Linked DNA regions of Homo sapiens: regions 2 and 3 are each linked to region 1. The links are chromatin contacts, found by Hi-C or POLR2A ChIA-PET in ENCODE. All regions are on one chromosome and are shown on one strand. Each heading gives the region's core, a stretch centred on a gene start or an enhancer-like site at or near the end of the contact. The rest is flanking DNA. Distances are from core to core; before and after follow the strand shown.

Region 1 (2,995 bases), core at 92-2,591:
TGAATTGAAAGCTCATAAAGAGCTATTTGGAGTTCTCTTAAGCAAACTGGGAAGTAAAGTAACTAATGAGAAAATCTCTCAAGTCACTTCTCATCTGGAGGCGAGATAGCACAGTGCACCACCCTGAGAGTTGGGAGAGATCTTCCTTTGTCCCGGATCTGCATTGTCTATTGTTTTGACCCTTGTTTTATCATTTAACCTCTCTGAACTTTGTTTATTTGTCCAACTTAATACAAGGATGATGAAGCTTGCCCAGCCCATTCTGAGTTGATCTTAAGCTCAGCATGTACTGGGGTGTGACCCAAACAGGGAAGTTGACATCCTCTCTACTAAAGTTAATAGAATGAGAATGTTCAGGGTCATTGTTCAGTCCCAGCAGTCTGGTGTTCAGTGTGGACGTTGGCCTGTTGGCTCACACCAGGCAGAGGGGGTGAGTAGTCGTTCACGCTGCTTTGCGGCAGGGACGTGGGGTTTCAGAATGGGTTAGGGTGATACTAGGTTATTTCAAAGATGATCCCTTCCAACTCTGAGACTGGGTCCTGTGTCACAGGCCTTAGTGAGAGTTAGATGAGATCATGGCTACAAAAGCACTTGGAGAACAAACATTCTAGACAAGTAAAGGTATTATTATCAGTAGACCATGTGACATTAGCTCATAGTTTTTAAATGTTTAACTTTCTTGCATATCCCCGTGAGGCGGAAAATAACTTCCAAGTTCCTACATGCTGGTAGATGATTTCGTTTCATTTCATAAAGAGACCAAACCTTTCCTCATACCATCTTAACTGCATTTTGCTTTTCTTATTTTATTTCATATGTTTAACAATGACTGGAAACATTTGACCTGCCAAGACTTGAATTTGGGCATCTGGGGTTTCTCCCACTGTCCATGATAGCATCACCAGCAAGTGGAGCACAGGCTGTACATTCCCCGTGTGAGCTTTCGGAGTGAGGAATGTTCTCCACCTCCTGGAAAAAACAGGGCCCAACTCACAGGAGTTAAAAGGAAACTGATTTTAGAACCCTCTTACAGTACTGTGACTTTTCACTCATCAGTGTTGGGAACTGGTTCTCTTTCTCTTAAAAGAACCCCCTGGGGCTTTAAGCTTAAACGATGACAGTGACTCAGAGTGGCTCATGCTTATTGCACCTTGACGCTGTGCCAAGTGCTGTTTTAGCCCTTTACGTGTAAGATACACCACAGCCTGTGAGTAAGCATTTGCTTTGTAGATTAGGAAACCAAGGAACATGCAGTAAATAACTGGCCTAGAGTCACACAGTTAAGCTGGAAGTTGGACCTTGGCATGTGACTCCAAAGCCCTGCCTGAAGCGCTGCTCCTCCCCTCCTTGCAAGCAGAGACCTGCCACACAGAGCCCACAGAGGTCTGAAGAAGGCAGGATTTCCTGTTCGTAGCTCAGGAGAGCAGACAGTGGTGTTAAGCAGGAAAAGCACATTAGAATTCCAGTTTACTTACAGTGCTCTCCACACCAGGAAGGAAATGCCCCAAATATGAACATGGCTTCCACTAAGATAAATGGCCCCAATCTAGGGGATTCCCATTTGCATCAGAAAAACTGTTAATATAGAGATCAGAGTTTTTACCTGCTACATCTTTCATATTTTCTTTCCTTAGGTTAAAAAGATCAAGTGGCATGAGCAGCCTTTTGGGGAAAATTGGTGCCAAGAAGCAGAAAATGAGCACCCTTGAGAAGTCCAAACTGGACTGGGAGAGCTTCAAGGAGGAAGAGGGGATTGGTGAAGAACTGGCCATCCATAATCGAGGGAAAGAGGGGTAAGAAGGAGTAGGTTTTATGCCTTGGAAAATCCTCAGAACCCTGAAATCAAATGATTTATTGGAGACAAACTGCCCACTGTAAGCAAGCAGGAGCTTTTCATGATGGAACTAAAAATGTGAGCACTTTGGTTTGTCAGTAAGTCTCTGTTCCAGTGTGGGGCAGGGCCTGTCACTGGGAAGGCCACTGCGGGTGGAGGGAAGGCGGGGCATGTGAGGAGTACTCTCAGGGGCCAGTCACATCTGCCAAGCTGAATTTGCTGAATTACAGCTCCAGTGAACTGTAAGTTGCCTAGTGGTTGGATCTGGCCTGTGGTAGCAGCCTTGGCCTTATCTGAATCATTTGTCCTTCTGAGAAACCAAACTAGTTCAGATCCGTCAAAAACTGAGCCAATGGAATGCCTAGATGTTGCATTATTGTGAATTTTTTTTTGTCTGTGTCATTATGGCCTGGGGTGGGGCTTTACCCTTGGCTATAGCCTGTGTGATAGGCCAGGCCCTCAGACAGCACCCCAGGCCATCACTTGCACCTCTTTCTCTTCGCTGTGGAATACAAAGAGAATGTTCATAACCTACGTATTCAGTTGTAAAAAGGGTCCTTTCCTTGTCATATTTGTCTTACTGGTGATTAAACAAAAAATCAAGAAAGAAATGGTGGCCAGGCATGGTGGTTCACACCTGTAATCTTGGCACTTTCGGAGGCCGAGGCGGGCAGATCACTTGAGGTCAGGATTTCGAGACCAGCCTAGCCAACCTGGCAAAACCCCATCCTACTAAAAATATAAGAATTAGCCAGGCATAGTGGTGCACACTTGTAATCCCAGCTACTTGGGAGGCTGGGGCAGGAGGATCACTTGAACCCACTAGGTGGAGGTTGCAGTGAGCCAAGACTGAACCACTGCACTCCAGCCTGGGTGACAGAGCAAGACTGTGTATCAAGAAAGAAAGAGAGAGAGAGAGAGAAAGGAAAAGAAAAGAAAGAAAAGGTGTTCATAAGTACTTACGGACCTCAGAAGGCACTAAGGAAGTTACCACAGAAGTGGCTTCATGGCTCAAAATCAACAGTCCTCACCCCTAGCCATGAAAGGAAATGTTGAGTGTCCCACCAGAGAGCCCTGGCTGCTCGGCAGCTCTGCTTCTTACCAGTAAGCTCTTCTCCACCAGCATACTGGACACCTCTGAGGCTCAGCTCCTTTACCAAT
Region 2 (3,105 bases), core at 333-2,832, 71 kb after region 1:
GGTGGTGGCAGTGGCAGTATCACAGCTAACCTTTCAGTGAGTGTCTGCAGTGACACAATTATGTGAATTAACACATGCAATTCTTTGGGAGGAAGCTCTCCCACCTTCAGGCACAGGGGTGGTCACCTGGCTCCAGAGCCGGCTCGTCCCAGAGCTGTCATGGATAGGAATTGTGAAGGATGTGTGTGCTAGGGCTGCGAGTGTGTGTGCGCGTGTGTGTGCCTGTGTGCGTGCCTCTGCATTTGTATGTGTGCCTGTGTGTGTGCGCGTGCCTCTGTGTGTGTGTCTGTATGTGTGTACGTGTGTGTGTGTGTGTGGCTGGGTGCTGCCCCCAGTCCCTGGGGTGGGCAGATGGACAGATGGACAGTCTTGACCACCGCTTGTCCCCCAGGTCTACGACGTTCCTCCATCGGTGAGCAAGGATGTGCCCGATGGCCCACTGCTGCGTGAGGAGACCTACGATGTGCCCCCCGCCTTCGCCAAGGCCAAGCCCTTTGACCCGGCCCGCACCCCACTGGTACTGGCTGCGCCCCCTCCAGACTCCCCGCCGGCCGAGGACGTGTATGACGTGCCGCCCCCGGCTCCTGACCTCTACGACGTGCCCCCTGGCTTGCGGCGGCCTGGCCCGGGCACCCTGTACGATGTGCCCCGTGAACGGGTGCTTCCTCCTGAGGTGGCTGATGGTGGCGTGGTCGACAGTGGTGTGTATGCGGTGCCTCCCCCAGCTGAACGTGAAGCCCCGGCAGAGGGCAAGCGCCTGTCGGCCTCCAGCACCGGCAGCACACGCAGCAGCCAGTCTGCGTCCTCCTTGGAGGTGGCAGGGCCGGGCCGGGAACCCCTGGAGCTGGAAGTTGCTGTGGAGGCCCTGGCACGGCTGCAGCAGGGTGTGAGCGCCACCGTTGCCCACCTTCTGGACCTGGCAGGCAGCGCCGGTGCGACTGGGAGCTGGCGTAGCCCCTCTGAGCCACAGGAGCCGCTGGTGCAGGACCTGCAGGCTGCTGTGGCCGCTGTCCAGAGTGCCGTCCACGAGCTGTTGGAGTTTGCCCGCAGCGCGGTGGGCAATGCTGCCCACACATCTGACCGTGCCCTGCATGCCAAGCTTAGCCGGCAGCTGCAGAAGATGGAGGACGTGCACCAGACGCTGGTGGCACATGGTCAGGCCCTCGACGCTGGCCGGGGAGGCTCTGGAGCCACCCTTGAGGACCTGGACCGGCTGGTGGCCTGCTCGCGGGCTGTGCCCGAGGACGCCAAGCAGCTGGCCTCCTTCCTGCACGGCAATGCCTCACTGCTCTTCAGACGGACCAAGGCCACTGCCCCGGGGCCTGAGGGGGGTGGCACCCTGCACCCCAACCCCACTGACAAGACCAGCAGCATCCAGTCACGACCCCTGCCCTCACCCCCTAAGTTCACCTCCCAGGACTCGCCAGATGGGCAGTACGAGAACAGCGAGGGGGGCTGGATGGAGGACTATGACTACGTCCACCTACAGGTGGGTGCCGCCTGCCCAGCCCCGGCTCCTCTTCTGCCACGCTGGGCTCCTGTGCTTAGGGGGAGATTTGTTCTCAGCTGGGGCCTGGTCCCTGGCAAGGCCCTGCACCCTCCTCTCACTTTGACCTCCCTCACCCCACATTGGCCCCATGTGCTAGGGTGGCCATGTCATCGAGCCCTTCGTTGAGTCCCTCGGGCTGGTATCTCTGGTGACCAGCAGCGGTGACTCTGCTGTTCTGTGTGGGGAGACAGATCTGCAGAAATGTGCACACACACAAGGATGCTCTGAGCGTGGGGGAGCAGCAGGAGGTGGTGGGAGGTGGCTGGGACTGCTCCTCCCAGGCTGGCCCCTGGAGCAGAGGCCTGGGTGCTAGCCGGGTGGGAGTCCTGGTAAGGAACATTCCAGGCTGAGCTGGGCCAGAGAGGCATCCAGGGGCAGGGACCAGGTGGCCAGGCCTTTAGGCCAAGGGGGAGGGATTGGGTGTGATTCCTGGTGTTGGAGCCTGGGAAGGCAGGGTGGAGCTTGCGGACTTTCTGCGGGTACCCCACCCTCTGCCCAGTCTCTTCCTGAGCTGGCAGGCGGTGAAAGGGGCTGCCAGGGTTGCTTCCTAGGAAGCCACCTTCTCTGTGTGTCCCCGCATGTGCCAGCCTGGGGGGGCTGTGTCCCACATATGCCAGCCTGGGGGAGTGTGTGTGTGTGTGTGTGTGTGTGTGTGTGTGTGTGTCTGTCTGCCTGCCCCTGCACGTGCCAGTCTGTGTGTGTGTTCACGTGTGCTTGTGTGTGTGTGTGTGTCCACGTGTGCTAGTGTGTGTGTGCGTCCACGTGTGCGTGTGTGTGCGCGCACACGCAGCACCACCTGGTGGCCACTCAGCTCACTGCGCCCGCCACAGGGCTGGCCTGTGCTTCTGGCTCAGAAAACTGGCCTCAGCGCAGCCCCTGTCTCTGCCCTCCAGGGGAAGGAGGAGTTTGAGAAGACCCAGAAGGAGCTGCTGGAAAAGGGCAGCATCACGCGGCAGGGCAAGAGCCAGCTGGAGTTGCAGCAGGTGAGGCCCCGGAGCAGAGCAAGGCCCAGCTTTGCCCGCTGACCCCCTGAGCCCCCAGCTCTTGCCCTGCAGGGCCGACCCCGGGTCCCCAGCTTCTCATGTTGTCTGACAGTGCTCAGAGCTGGGCCCGGCCTGCCACCCCCCTGCCTCCTGACCATCTTCATCTTTTCACTTGGTTTATTTTAAAGTTTTCAAGAGTAATTGTTGGAGACATTTAGGGAATTAGAGAGTGGGGTGAGAGCAGAAAATAGACCCCTCACAGCTGCCATAGGCTCAGCACGGGGCTGGCTCTGCCCTGCTCCTTCCTCCAAGCTGCTCCCTGCATGGCCGGGATGGTGTCCTGTGGGCATTCGACTCTTCTGTCCCAGCATCTGCCATGGCGTTAAGCATTCTTGTGGATTCTTTCAAAGACCACTTAGCGTCTATTGAATGTTTGTATTGTACCCACACTTCCTTAGTATTTTTTTTTTTTTGACACAGAATCTTGTTCTGTCACACAGGCTAGAGTACAGTGATGCGATCTCAACTCACTGCAGCCTCAACCTTCTGGGCTCAAGCGATTCTCCTGCCTCA
Region 3 (2,826 bases), core at 286-2,785, 100 kb after region 1:
TTGTGATTTTTTAACATCACAAATTTAGATACTCAGCTCAGTAATTTTCAGTGTGTTCTTTTCTCATAAAAGTATTTCAGGAGGCAAGCTTTCCTCCAAACACTGCTTTCATTGTATTTTTTTTTTTTTTTTTTTTGAGATGGAGTCTTGCTCTTATGCTCAGACTAGAATGCAGTGGCATGATTTCTGCTCACTGCAACCTCTCCTGAGTTCAAGTGATTCTCCCTCCTCAGCCTCCCAAATAGCTGGGATTACAGGTGTCCACCACCATGCCTGGCTAATTTTTGTATTTTTAGTAAGAACAGGGTTTCACCATGTTGGCCAGGCTGGTCTCAAACTCCTGACCTCAACTGATCCACCTACCTCGGCTTCCTAAAGTGCTGAGATTACAGGTGTGAGCCACCACACCTGGCCTTTTTTATTGCAATTTGATACACACTTTATAGTTCTAAGTCTTTTTCATTTCCTCCCCTGTACAGTGCCTCGGCATGACCCACTTTATCCTGAGGGCACCTGCAGGCCAGGGGCAGGCACCCATTGCCCCAAAGCCCTGGAGCTGGGTCGGAAGCAGAGCAGAACCCTGGTGCTCACTTCCTGTTTTTTCCTTGCACAGCCGAGTTCACAGCCTTCTGCCTTGGGCCACAGCTCTAGCCTCCCCACGTAACCACAGGTTCCGATCTTTGCTTCTTCTCCCAGGTCTTCCTGTCTCTTGATGTTTCCCTCTAAAGATCCATCATGGGCTGGGAATGGTGGCTTACGCCTGTAATCCTAGCACTTTTGGGGGCCGAGGAGGGCAGATCATGAGGTCAGGAAATTGAGACCATCCTGGCCAACATGGTGAAACCCCATTGCTATTAAAATACAAAAATTAGCCAGGTGTGGTAGTGGGTGTCTGTAGTCCCAGCTACTCAGGAGGCTGAGGCAGGAGAATCGCTTGAACCCAGGAGGCAGAGGTTGCAGTGAGGCGAGATCTTGCCACTGCACTCCAGCCTGGTGACAGAGTGAGACTCCATCTAAAAAAAATCTATCATGGCTGGTCCTGGGGGGCAGCCAACATTCCACACTAACCCGGCATCTTGGCAGGAATGGAATGGGCTCCCTCCTGCATTTTCTACTTCACTGGCTTTCCTAATACCTTTCTCTGCCCGTGCACTGTCAGCCGTTCTGATGATGCGTCTAATAGGTTGGAATTAAGGTTATAGATGGAATTTAATTATAAGGACATGAAGAGAAATTAACTTGGAGAATGGATGTGTGAAGAGGGGAAAAGCAAAATGAGAGAGAGCTTGGGCACAGGAGTGGGATCCAAAGTCGACTATTAAAAATAGTATCAAGCCGGCCGGGCGCAGGGGCTCACACCTGTAATCCCAGCACTTTGGGAGGCAGAGGCAGGCGGATCATCTGAGGTCAGGAGTTCGAGTCCAGCCTGGCCAACATGGTGAAACCCCCATCTCTACCAAAAATACAAAAATTAGCCAGGCGTGGTGGCACATGCCTGTAATCCCAGCTACGCAGGAGGCAGAGGCACAAGAATTGCTTGAACCCAGGAGGCAAGAGGTTGCAATGAGCCAAGATGGTGCCACTGCACTCTTGCCTGGGCAACAGAGTGAGACTGTCTCAAAAAAAAAAAAAAAAGCAGAGGCGGGTGGATTGTTTGAGGCCAGGAGTTTGAGACTAGCCTGGGCAACATAGTGAGACTCCTTTAAAAAAAAGAAAAAGTAGCTGGGTGCAGCGGGTGGCACCTGTAATGTGCTGCTCAGGAGGCTGGGGCATGAGGATCACTTGAGCCCAGGAGTTCGAGGCTGCAGTGAGCTATGATCACACCACTGCACTGCAGCATGGGTGACAGAGCAAGACCCTGTCACCCTGTCTTTCTCTGTGTGTGTGTGTGTGTATTTTTTTTTCTTTTTTTGAGATGGAGTCTTACTCTGTTGCCCAGGCTGGAGTGCAGTGGTGCAATCTCAGCTCACTGCAACCTCTTCCTCCCAGGTTCAAGCAATTCTCCTGCCTCAGCCTCCTGAGTTGCTGGGATTACAGGTGCATGCCACCATGCCCAGCTAATTTTTGTATTTTTAGTGGAGACATGTATTTCACCATGTTGGTCAAGCTGGTCTCGAACTCCTGACCTCAGGCGATCCACCCACCTCGGCCTCCCAAAGTGCTGGGATTACAGGTGTGAGCCACCGCGCTGGGTGTCTCTATATATAATTAGAGCCACCGCGCCCAGTCTCTCTCTATATAATTAAGAGCCAGGTTTCTTAAGGAAACTCCCAGCTCAGTGAGGGAGAACTGCTCTTAAACACAGAGGAAATTACATGTATTTTATTATGTCAACAACCATCTACATACAAATAAATGTGAGGCGTAAGTAATATAAAAATGGAATAGCAAGCACAAACCTGGCTAAGGGACTTTTTCACTTGCTGGTGAAATCTGCGTCTGTCCCCCGCTCCACCCACCGGCCTCCCAAGAGTCTGAAAACCACCCGGTATAAGGCTGCCACCTGGTGGCCAATATGAAAACTGCATATAGCTATGCCTTACTGTTCCTAACCCAGCGTTGTTTCAAAGAAATACAAAAGAAATACAAGGCGAGCCAAATGGATGATTTTAAATTTTCTGGTAGCCCTACTGAAAAAGTAAAAAGAGGCCGGGCACGGTGGCTCACGCCTGTAATCCCAGCACCTTTGGGAGGCTGAGGCGGGCGGATCGCTTGAGCCCAGGAGTTCGAGACCAGTCTGGGCAACATAGTGAGACCCTCTTCTCTACAAAAAAAAAATGCAAAAATTAGCTGGGTGTGGTGGTGAGACCCTGTCTCTTAAAAAAA

The links. Hi-C counts contacts between places; a loop is a spot of excess contacts on that map. ChIA-PET counts read pairs that join two places held with the same protein, here RNA polymerase II (POLR2A). Pooled maps may share reads with other maps.
Region 2: a map of gastrocnemius medialis shows a loop between it and region 1 (7-fold over the local background). The contact joins two enhancer-like sites. A Hi-C loop is called at or near these places in 28 of 168 maps with a recorded cell type or tissue (Calu3, GM12878, HepG2 and 18 more), 1 of 37 single-sample maps with no recorded cell type and 22 of 50 pooled maps. POLR2A ChIA-PET finds 5 or more read pairs at or near these places in 15 of 52 experiments (A549, AG04449, AG04450 and 12 more).
Region 3: a pooled map shows a loop between it and region 1 (4-fold over the local background). The contact joins two enhancer-like sites. A Hi-C loop is called at or near these places in 5 of 37 single-sample maps with no recorded cell type and 10 of 50 pooled maps. POLR2A ChIA-PET finds 5 or more read pairs at or near these places in 4 of 52 experiments (RWPE1, activated CD4-positive, alpha-beta T cell and activated T-cell).

Annotation. Positions count from the first base shown.
Region 1 is chr16:75,303,822-75,306,816 of GRCh38, reverse strand. It overlaps CFDP1 (craniofacial development protein 1), which reads left to right. Exons shown (of 7, transcript NM_006324.3): 6 at 1,635-1,793. Among named protein-coding and RNA genes, the nearest start is that of BCAR1, 54 kb to the right of the region's middle. RefSeq lists an enhancer at 466-1,665. Within about 2 kb of position 1,341, at least 34 of the 41 ENCODE cell types and tissues checked have a DNase peak (open chromatin) inside an H3K27ac peak, as active enhancers do; they include ascending aorta, dorsolateral prefrontal cortex, gastrocnemius medialis and 2 more, where a contact is called at or near this core.
Region 2 is chr16:75,233,273-75,236,377 of GRCh38, reverse strand. BCAR1 (BCAR1 scaffold protein, Cas family member) reads left to right here. Exons shown (of 7, transcript NM_014567.5): 5 at 392-1,489; 6 at 2,443-2,532. Among named protein-coding and RNA genes, the nearest start is that of CTRB1, 16 kb to the right of the region's middle. RefSeq lists a silencer at 2,250-2,309 and an enhancer at 2,469-3,094. Within about 2 kb of position 1,582, at least 16 of the 41 ENCODE cell types and tissues checked have a DNase peak (open chromatin) inside an H3K27ac peak, as active enhancers do; they include ascending aorta, dorsolateral prefrontal cortex, gastrocnemius medialis and 2 more, where a contact is called at or near this core.
Region 3 is chr16:75,199,185-75,202,010 of GRCh38, reverse strand. No RefSeq gene overlaps it. Among named protein-coding and RNA genes, the nearest start is that of CTRB2, 6.6 kb to the left of the region's middle. RefSeq lists enhancers at 435-514, 2,366-2,660. Within about 2 kb of position 1,535, at least 4 of the 41 ENCODE cell types and tissues checked have a DNase peak (open chromatin) inside an H3K27ac peak, as active enhancers do.